Linked DNA regions of Mus musculus: region 1 is linked to region 2. A link is a loop called in an ENCODE intact Hi-C map of the cell type or tissue named here. Cell type or tissue: heart. All regions are shown on one strand.

Region 1 (5,000 bases), 340 kb before region 2:
GTGTGCAGTGGGCCTTGATGGAGCAGAGCAGAGACTCTATGGTTTAAGAGCTTTATTATAGAAATTCAGGGGAAAGAGAGAAGGTAGAAGAGAGAGGAGAGGGGGGAGGGAGGAAAGGCTAGAGAGAAAGAGAAAGAAGGAGAGAGGAGAGGAAAGAAGAAGACAAAGAGAAAGGGAAGAGGAGAGAAGTGAGAGAAGTGAGAGGTGAGAGGACAAAGGAGTAAGAGAGCGAGGTGGGGGCTAAGCACCCCTTTTTATGGTCTTCCCTGTTGCTAGGTAACTGGGGAGGAGTTTAGCCTGAAGGTCAGATTGACCATGCTTCTCTTGGGGCTGTGGGAGGTGGTAAGGAGCATGAGGGAATGCCTACCGTGTCATGAGGGTGAATTATGACTATCGGGGTTCAGACCTCAGATCGACTGGAGACCAGCCTGCAATTCCCCACAATACCATGTAGGTTTTTAAAACTAATAAAATTTATCTTAAAACATACAACTCAGTATTGATATTTTTAAAGTCATTAAAATAATTCATAATAGTTTAAATGCCTCTTAAATGTACATGACATCTTCGGAAGCAGACATTAATACACACTCTACCAGTTTTTAAAATCTGTTTGGAACATTAAACACGACAGAAAATCTCTCATGAGTCCTCTGTGGACAGAAATTGTGACGAGTTCCTGATTTTACAGAAACGTCCATCTCCGCGCAGTGTGTGTGTGTGTGTGGCTTCACAGAATGAGCTGGGTGGAAGCATCCACCAGGCCCGCCTGACCCTGGGCTGTCTTGGGTGGGAGACTTCACAGCTGTCTCTGGGTTCTGGGTCCTGGGACCGTTAGGTGGCTTCCGTGATTTTAACTGTGGTGCCTGTGCTGTGTAGAAAATTGTCCGTTTCATCCAGATTTGGTTTTCCCCAATTTGGAAATTAACGATGACGCAAGGAGATGTGAACCTAAGGATCACCTGTTGAACCTAACCCTTATCAATATGATCAACAGGATCAAGACTTTGCATGTCAGAGTCTTCCCACTGTGTAAGCGCGTGCTCACATGTGTGGTCACACTGTGTGCATCAGGGTAAGACTGTCGGTGATGTCACACTGTGCTGAGTGGTCACACTGTGTCCACAAGGGGTCAGATGCAGTGACTGACGTCACACCGTGTGTAGCCAGGCTGTGTGCGTGGCAGTGTGACGCGCCCGAACAGCCACACAGTAGGCTCACGTCCCGGTGTGCTGCCCCACTGCACGAGGTTGCATGGCGTCACACAGCGGGCCAACCGCCTGGCGCGTATACTTACTGTGCGCATTTGACATCATGCTGCCTGCACGGGACACTCGGACCCCGCCCCCGGTGACGTCACCGGGCCCCACCCAGCCACCCACCCCTGCCTGCCTTGTTCCTTCCCCTCTAGGTTTCCCAACCTGCAGATGAGGAAGAGGAAGCGGGAGACAGACGGACAGACGGACGGACACAGACGCTGCGCCCAGGCCTCACCATCCATCGCAGGAAGCCCCCTGTCTCAGGTCAGAGCCCCTCCACCCCTTTCCACCTCACCCTGCCTGACATGACGTCACCCAGAAGCCCCTCCCACCTGGCCCTACTGTGTGCCCAGCACACCCTGGGGTTTAGAAAACGATGGGGCTAGGGGACGGAGAGACCGGAAGGGGGGGGCAGTGGGACATGCAGACCTACTGTGTGTGCCCTGGGTCTCGGGTACAAGGTCCCCACCACCCGTGGGTCTGAGCCCTGGGGATGGTTTGGGGTGGGGTCAGAGGTAACAGAGGCCAAGGGGGGCTTAGAAGCCGGAGTTGGGGGGCGTGGCCTCCGCCTGCCAATCCCCCGCAACCTCTGACCTCTGTGTAGTACTGGGGTCAGGAGATGTGGTTCACCTCCAGGAGTCAGGGGTCTGGAGATGGTGGAGTTGAGGCAGGGGGATGGCTTCAAGTGCGTTTCCTCCAAAGCCCGGGGCGGGGGTGGGGGGTGGGGGAAGCGGGGAGTTGCGGATCGCCCCTAAGCCCGACTGCGGAGACCCCGCGGACGCCGCCCCCGCCCTCCCCACTCCCCGCGAGCGAGCGTCCTTGGCCCGACAGGAAGTGGGGACTGGAGAAAAGGAAGTGGCTGCAGCTGAGCTTGGAGCACGGCGGGGTTGGGGAAAGGCGGGTCCAGGCGGCGGTGGAGCGTGAGGGGGAAAGGGTCTGACCTACACACAGTCAGGCCACAGGCAGGCAGGGCGACCCCCGATCCCCTCGACCGCCTCCCCACCGCGCGGACAAAGCGGGTCCACATATAAGCAAAGATTCACGGGGAATCAATAGGATAACGTCACCAAGAGAGGAGCTGAGACAGGGGCATGGCTCAGATGGCAGAGCCCAGCCTCTGTACCCACCACAAATCATGCTGTAGTGAGTGGGTGGGACGGGGCCAGAGAATGCCCCGCCCACCCTAGTGCGCCAGACAGGATAACACCTCGGCTCTGCCCACTCATCTGACTGACAGATGACGTCATCACATGCCATGAACATCACCCCCCTGGCTCAGCTCGCCCTGCTCTTCTCCACGCTACTGCTTCCGGGAACTCAGGCCCTTCTGGGTTAGTGACGCTAGGTGGGCGGGGTCGGAAGTCACGGTGGGCGGGGCCGCGTCCAACAGAGCCACCTCACCCTCCTCCCCCTTCCAGCTCCGACCACACCGGACGCCGGCTCCGCCCTCAACCTGACCTTCGACCCCTGGACTCGGACGCTGACCTGGGCCTGCGACACCGCCGCGGGGAACGTCACGGTGACGTCATGCACCGTGACCTCGCGGGAGGCGGGGATACACCGGCGAGTCTCGGTACGTGGGGGTAGGGAGAGAGGGCCTTGTCCCGCAATGATGTCACTTCCGGTCGTGACCCCAATGCGCTCCCCCACCCTCCCACTCCCTGTCCCCCCCGCAGCCCTTCGGTTGCCGCTGCTGGTTCAGGAGGATGATGGCGCTGCACCACGGTGTCACGCTGGATGTCAATGGCACGGTCGGGGGCGCGGCCGCGCACTGGAGGCTGAGCTTCGTCAACGAAGGTGGGCAGGGCCGGGAGCGTCCCGGTGACGTCATCGCTCGCGAACGCCGGCAAGCGATGACGTCACCGCCGGCAACCGGCGTCGTCATCGCCAGCAACCAGCGACGACGCCTGGCGACTTCCGGTCGGGCTCACGGCGGCCATCTTGTCAGGCGCGGCGGGCTCGGGGGCGGAGAACCTGACCTGCGAGATCCGAGCCGCGCGCTTCCTTTCCTGCGCGTGGCGGGAGGGGCCAGCGGCGCCCGCGGACGTCCGGTACTCGCTGCGAGTCCTCAACTCCACGTGAGCAGTGACCTCAGGCGGGGCCCTCATGCATCGTGGGTGTGGTTGGCCAATCACGTCATCACGTCGCCGGTGACGTGAGCCCTGAACCCGCTATGACGTCATCGCTGGCCCTCTGACCCCGCCCCGCCTCTCTCCAGGGGTCACGACGTGGCGCGATGCATGGCCGACCCCGGGGATGACGTCATCACACAGTGCATTGCGAACGACTTGTCACTGCTGGGGAGTGAGGCCTACTTGGTCGTGACCGGTCGGAGCGGTGCGGGGCCAGTGCGGTTCCTGGACGACGTGGTGGCTACGAAGGCGCTCGGTGGGGTTGGACTTGTGAGCGGGGGCGGGGCTTGTGAGCCTGATTGGCATGCGGGCATGAGGTTGAGTGACGTTTGTGGGCGGGGCTTGTGAGCATGATTGGCAAGCATGAGGCGGGAATTGTGAGTGACAGCCCCGGCCACGCTTCCCGCCCTTACAGAGCGACTCGGTCCCCCACGTGACGTCACCGCGTCCTGTAACTCTTCCCACTGCACCGTCTCGTGGGCCCCGCCCTCGACCTGGGCATCCTTGACGGCCCGGGACTTCCAGTTTGAGGTCCAGTGGCAGGTGGGCGGGGCCTCTCCAAGTTGGCGGGGCCTGAAGGAGGGGCGGAGGCCAAGGGCTCGCTGGCCACGCTCCCAAATGCTCAGCCACGCCCCCATCCCTCCCGCAGAGCGCAGAGCCAGGAAGCACACCCCGGAAGGTGACCTGAGCTGATGCAGGGGCATGACCTGGATGGCGGGGATGGAGAGGACCTGAGGCAGGGGGATGGGCTTGGGTGTGGGTGGGCGTAGTCGCGGACTCACTGGGACAGGTTTCGTACTTCCGGCCCCACCCCCCAGGTGCTCGTCGTGGAGGAGACCCGCCTCGCCTTCCCCAGCCCCGCCCCCCACGGAGGTCACAAGGTCAAGGTGCGCGCGGGCGACACGAGGATGAAGCACTGGGGCGAATGGAGTCCCGCCCATCCTCTCGGTGATGTGTGGAGGCCCCGCCCACTCCCCGGGAGACCCGCCCTCCGCGTCCACTGCGAACGCGCTACTTCCGGTCCCCTGACCTCTCCCTCCCACCCCACAGAGGCTGAGGACACGCGAGTGCCCGGTGCGCTCCTGTATGCAGTGACAGCCTGCGCAGTCCTACTGTGCGCGCTGGCGCTCGGAGTGACGTGCAGGAGGTGGGGCGACGGCGGGGGCTGAGGCAGGGGGATGGCCGGGATGGAGAGAGTGAGGCAGGGGGATGGCCACTGTGAACTCTGCCCTGCCCTGCCCTGCCCTCTCCCTCAGGTTCGAGGTGACGCGCCGACTCTTCCCGCCCATCCCAGGGATCAGGGACAAGGTGTCCGACGACGTGCGAGTGAACCCTGAGGTCAAAAGTCACAAGCGCTCGTGGTGGGGGTGGGGCGCGAGGCTTGTCCCCTGTAACCCAAGGCGTGACCTCTGACCCCCGTCCACCCCCCCCCCCCAGACCCTCAGGAAGGACCTCCTGCAGCCCTAGACGTCCCGCCCCCAACGTGACTGACAGGAAGGACTTAAACTTCATGACATCAACTGATGTCATGAAGCGATGCTGATAGACGTCATCGTGACCGCTCCCCACCCCCACGTCTGGTGTGACTGGACCCCTGTTGCCCTGTTCA
Region 2 (5,000 bases):
GACCTCAAAGTGTCAAGATGAGTTGCTGAAATATAGCACAAGGTGGGTTGTATACCACCACACACCATGTACTGAGCCACAAGGTGGTGGAATGGGCTGGATAAACATGAGTTGTTTTATTGCTGGCCAGAAAATCTTCCTTCATTCATCAAAGTGGCTGAATGAAAACATTATGAAGTAGGGATGGCATTTTCCCGGGCTACTTGCAGAGAATCCTTCTGAAGGGAAAAAACTTACTCTGTCTGCCCTGGATATCAAATACAATTTTCTCCCAGGACAGGAAAACAACAACAACAACAACAAACCCTCCCCCTTCTTATAGAATGGTTGCACACCAGAATCCAAATCTTGGCAAATGCGATGTTACATAAATTCCAAGTTTTCCTAAATATGTATGTTTACATTCATGTAACACAAACCTTTTTGGACATCGAAGTTTCTGTCACCCCAAATACTTTTTCAAATCAAAAATCAAAAATCAAAATGCCTGGTACTGGGTATTACTAAGGATCTTACCTATTCCTGACAGCTAAATGCAGAAATTTAGTGAGATGCATACAAAACACAGCAGCACACTTGTCTATAACTAAGCCTTATCTACCTCAGGGTGGGAGCTGGGGTGGTTAATAACAACAATCCACCCTAAAAAAATTTAAATTATTTTCTCAGTGACTTGTAAAGCCGCCCTTTCATTATTCTATAAACTGGCTAATTCCTCAACATCTTACTTTGCCTTTAAAAGGCTTCCTTCCACACAACGACGGGATTTCCCTAAGAAAATTTCCCAGAGGATGATTTCCACCAATAGTCTTTATCAACTCAGCCTGCGCAAGCAAAGACTTGGTTTTTGCTAATTCCAATCCCACAACACACACACACACACACACACACACACACACACACACACATACACGAGAGAGAGAGAGAGAGAGAGAGAGAGAGAGAGAGAGAGAGAGAGAGAGAGAGAGAGAGAGAGAGAGAGAGAGAGAGAAGAGGATTGGAAGAGAAGAAACAGAGGAGAGGAGAAAGAGAAGAGACAGAGGAGAGAGGAGAAAGAGAGAGAGGAGAGAGTTTTTTCACATTCTTAAAACCATCCCGGGCCAACTCTAAAGACTGTTTTATTGGCACGTTTTCTTGCTTCTATCTCCTAAAAGAATGCTTTTCCAACTGCCCTTTCAACAGCTGCGGAGATCGAACGATTTCTAAGGTTCAGTTGGAAACTAGAGGATATTTTAGCATCTTAACTCGTCCCTGCAACTGTCTTTGCCCCGGTCCCTATCTTCTGAGCCCAAGGCTCAGAAGTCTCTCAATATTTGCAGACAGATCTCCAAGCTGTACCACTCGCACCAACTCACTGTGAGCATCCTGCACGCCCGCTTGTCACCCGACACCCGCACCCCGGCCCGCGGCAAACGCGCCGTGCACGCACCGGACCACCCGAGCTTACCTTCCCGGGCTTTCAGCAAGACCGTGTTGGCCACGATGTTTTCCAGCTCCATTGACAGTCGGCAGTCAGCGAGGGAGCCGGCCGGCTGTGCTGTCAGCGTCTGGGGTGATGCCGCTGCCGCTGCCACTGCTCGAGCTGCCGCCGCTGCTGCCAAACCCCAGAGCAAGCAGCCTGCCTGCTACCGCATTATTCTTTCTCGGAGCCCGCGGAGTTTCCCCCTCTGCACCGAAGAGACGCCGCCGCCGCTTCTTCCTCCCTCTGTGTCCCCCCTCCCCCCTCCCTCAACACTTTCCCCCCCACCCCCCACCCTCCGCGCGTCTCTGTCACTCCATTCTCCTCCCCTCCGGCTCCCTCGGATGCTTTAATGCTTCGGATGCTTCAGCCTCCCCTCGTTCCCCTCCCGGGGGTGTGGTACTCCAGGCTCGAGCCGCTGCAGCGCGCAGGCGTCTGCCCGGAGGCAACTCCCACCGCGCGCTCTGAACGCGAGGAGTGCTGGGAATTGTAGTCCCGCGTCTGACGGGGCGAGGGCTCTATTGCACCGGGACTGTGGAGCAGGACTGCTGCCGGTATGGCGCTGAGCCCAGGCGGCCCAGCCTCGCCGGCAGGAGTCAAAAACGACTCAGCCAAAACGAAACCCCCACTCCTGGAGCGCAGAGTCCCTTTCCTGTCCCGCCAAGATCCGAGAAAGCGGAAAGCACAAGCCAAGGCGGCAGAACGCTGCTGTGGGAGGCCCAGGAGTGAGCTGAGACCCGAGCGAAGGCGCGCTCCTGGGGTTCCGCGCGGCCCGCCGTCTGCCGCTCACACGCGCCAGGTCTCTGACAAAGGTGCACTTTGTTTCCGGGCAGCAAGGGGTTCGGCCAGCCCGGGGCGACCTGGCGGCCGCTGATCTCTAGGCACGAAGTATGCGCGCCCCCTGGCGACGGCGCGTCTATGGGAACCAGAAGGCAGGCGCCTGGGACTCTCGGGATCCCCACGCACAGAGCAGCTTCACTTTGCAAGCCCGGGAGCCCAAAACCCCAAGATTTTCATTATAACCAAACATATTGTAGTCGAATTACTAAAAACACATAAGAAATCGAATCTTCTGTGGAAATGTTGATGAGTAACAAGCCAAGCCAGCATGAAAAGGCATTCAAATTCCAGGCTTGTTTATCTTGGAGCACTTGGCTCCTTACACTTTCAGAACCTCGGACTCCAGATCTGGTCCCAGCTCCTCTTTCCCCAAAACTTCTAATGCTGGGAAATTAGCTGTCCGGTCACCTGGAGTCTTTCGAGGAGAGTCCTAAGAGCTGGGGGCGGGGCTGCCAGGTCCCAGGGAACAATGAGGCCTTTGCCTCCTCTGGGCCTTTCGGGCCGGATATCCGTTCTGAAACTAGTCTGAGGCTTCTGTGTCCAAGAGAAGGAAAAGCCGGCTGTCCCCAGAGCAGCCAGGAAATAGGGAGGGGCCTAGAGAAATGGAAAACAGTCATTAAGCATTGGAGCTAATGGTGTTTTAAGTGTGGTTACCAGACTAGTGCTGGTTCTAACAGTTAGTGATAGTCTTTTTCCTAGTGGGTATATCTGCCACCACCACTTGCCTAGTGTCTGGACTTGGATCAGTGGGCCTCACTTGTCTACAAGAAGAGTTAAGTTTGCTTGTCAGAAGACAGAGAGTTGAGCAAACAACTTGAGCACCTGACAGCACAGGAATTACTACTGTTCTAAGCAATCTAAACTTAGACTTTACTACAGACTCTCATTCCCAGAGCCCCAACGTGTGATGAAGGAATCTCTCTCAAAAAGAAAGTTATATGTAAGTACACTTTAGCTGTCTTCAGACACATCAGAAGAGGGTGTCACATCTCATCTCCTTATGGATGGTTGTGAGCCACCATGTGGTTGCTGGGACTTGAATTCAGGACCTTCAGAAGAGCAGTCAGTGCTCTTAACCACTGAGCCATCTCTCCAGCCCGTTTATTGACTTTTTTCACCATTTTTTCCCACTTTTTTTTTTTTTTTGAAACAGGGATTCATAAAACCCAGGCTGGCCTATAGTTCCTGATTCTGCTGCCTGGGTCCTCTGTAAGAGCAGTGAGTGCTGTTAAACACTAAGCCATAATATTTCATCTCCAAAACATTTTTGTTTTGTTTCCTTTTTTGATAAAATTTCCTTGTGTAGCCCTTGCTGTCCTGGAACTAGCTCTGTGGATGAAACTGGCCTCAAACTCAAAGAGATCTGCCTGTGTCTGCCTCCCAAGTGCTGGGACACCACTGTTGGAGTTCCATAACATTTTTTTTAATGATTAAGTTTGACCTGGTTACAAACTTCCTGTGTTTACCAGTCCTAAAGATTTTTAACAATGCAGATTCTGATTAAAATGCAGATGTAGATCTAGGGCAGATCCTGAAATTTCTGTGAGGAAACACACCACCCTCTTGAGTAGCAAAGCTCTGTTGACTGTAACTCATACCACTCTATTTTCTAATATCCAGCCCCAACCCGAGTCAGCAGTAGTTTTCCTCTCTGGTAGATAGAAGCATGCTTGTTTGCCTCTCTGTAAAGGCCTGCCTTTCTCCATTTTACAGAGATATGCAGATCCAGAATAAGGCCCAACAGATACAGCAAGTGGGTCTTAGCTTGAACAGTTCTCTCTCCACTACAGGGTGATACATCTTTCCTACAAAATAAATGGTTGTAGGTCAAGTTATCTGTGCCTCTCTGAGGAAATTAGGACATTCCAGTGCAAGAATGGAACAATGATAGCATTTATTCAACCCCAGTGGGGAACCAGGCCTGTGCTGTTTGACATGGATTATCAACTTGAACACAACGTCCGGATGAGATAGGAAATATAGCTGTATTTTGTAGATAAGAAGAGGTTTTATTATTTTCCTGGGGTTACACACTAGTAAGTAAAAGTCCTAGCAATGGAGATGCATACCTTTAGTCCCAGTGCTTGGGAGGCAGAGGCAGGAAGACCTCTGACTTCAAGGCCAGCCTGGTCTACAGAGTGAGTTCCAGGACAACCAGGGCTACACAGAGAAACCCTGTCTATAAATAAATAAATCCTAGGATTTGAGCCTGGCAGATAGATCAGAGAGTTCATTCACTGATCTCTGCCTGGTACAGATTGGATGCCATGGTTCTGAAATTTTGTTTTGTTGCCACAGTGAACTTGTAAGGAAAAGCAGACAGTTGACTAAATGGTTAAGATTTTAGGGCATTTTCTATTTCCATCCATAATTCCACTGTGATCATTTCATTCTTTTCAATTAGCTACAATAATAATTCACGGTCCCCTGTGAAAAATGAGTTTGTTTTGAGGAAGAGTCATCAATTAAGTATCAATAACTAATTAGGGAATTGTTGACAGCCAACTGAGAGCAAGTATGGAAATCAAAATGAGGATCCTGTGAGTATGCAATAATGAGAAAGACAAAAGCTGACAAGCTACACACTGGATCCTCAAAGCTAAAAAGGAAAAGGAAAAAACAAACAAACAAAAAACCAGGGTCTCTTCCAGAGGCACCTCTATCTCCCATGGATAAAAGCTGTTGGGTCAGAGTGTTTATA

The links. A loop is a pair of places that touch in the nucleus more often than their neighbours do. Peaks named below come from ENCODE experiments on the same cell type or tissue, not always from the same donor. Only the 100,000 strongest peaks of a DNase experiment are listed, where the experiment ranks them.
Region 1: a loop joins it to region 2, with 2.0 times the contacts of the local background. A loop is called at or near these places in 5 of 42 quality-filtered maps.

Annotation. Positions count from the first base shown.
Region 1 is chr19:61,224,862-61,229,861 of GRCm38, reverse strand. It overlaps Csf2ra (colony stimulating factor 2 receptor, alpha, low-affinity (granulocyte-macrophage)), which reads left to right and starts at 1,444. Exons shown (of 12, transcript NM_009970.2): 1 at 1,444-1,523; 2 at 2,497-2,590; 3 at 2,678-2,832; 4 at 2,936-3,056; 5 at 3,208-3,337; 6 at 3,478-3,647; 7 at 3,807-3,934; 8 at 4,041-4,070; 9 at 4,210-4,339; 10 at 4,442-4,538; 11 at 4,648-4,729; 12 at 4,829-5,000. The coding sequence starts at 2,497. The coding sequence ends at 4,858. In heart, no CTCF peak of the experiment used is centred here; DNase peaks (open chromatin) are centred at 1,641, 2,151, 2,731, 3,651 and 1 weaker place; H3K4me3 peaks cover 3,409 bases; H3K27ac peaks cover 3,392 bases.
Region 2 is chr19:60,887,079-60,892,078 of GRCm38, reverse strand. It overlaps Grk5 (G protein-coupled receptor kinase 5), which reads right to left and starts at 2,330. Exons shown (of 16, transcript NM_018869.3): 1 at 1,448-2,330. The coding sequence starts at 1,499. In heart, a CTCF peak has its summit at 2,354; DNase peaks (open chromatin) are centred at 1,908, 2,348 and 2,788; H3K4me3 peaks cover 3,073 bases; H3K27ac peaks cover 3,372 bases.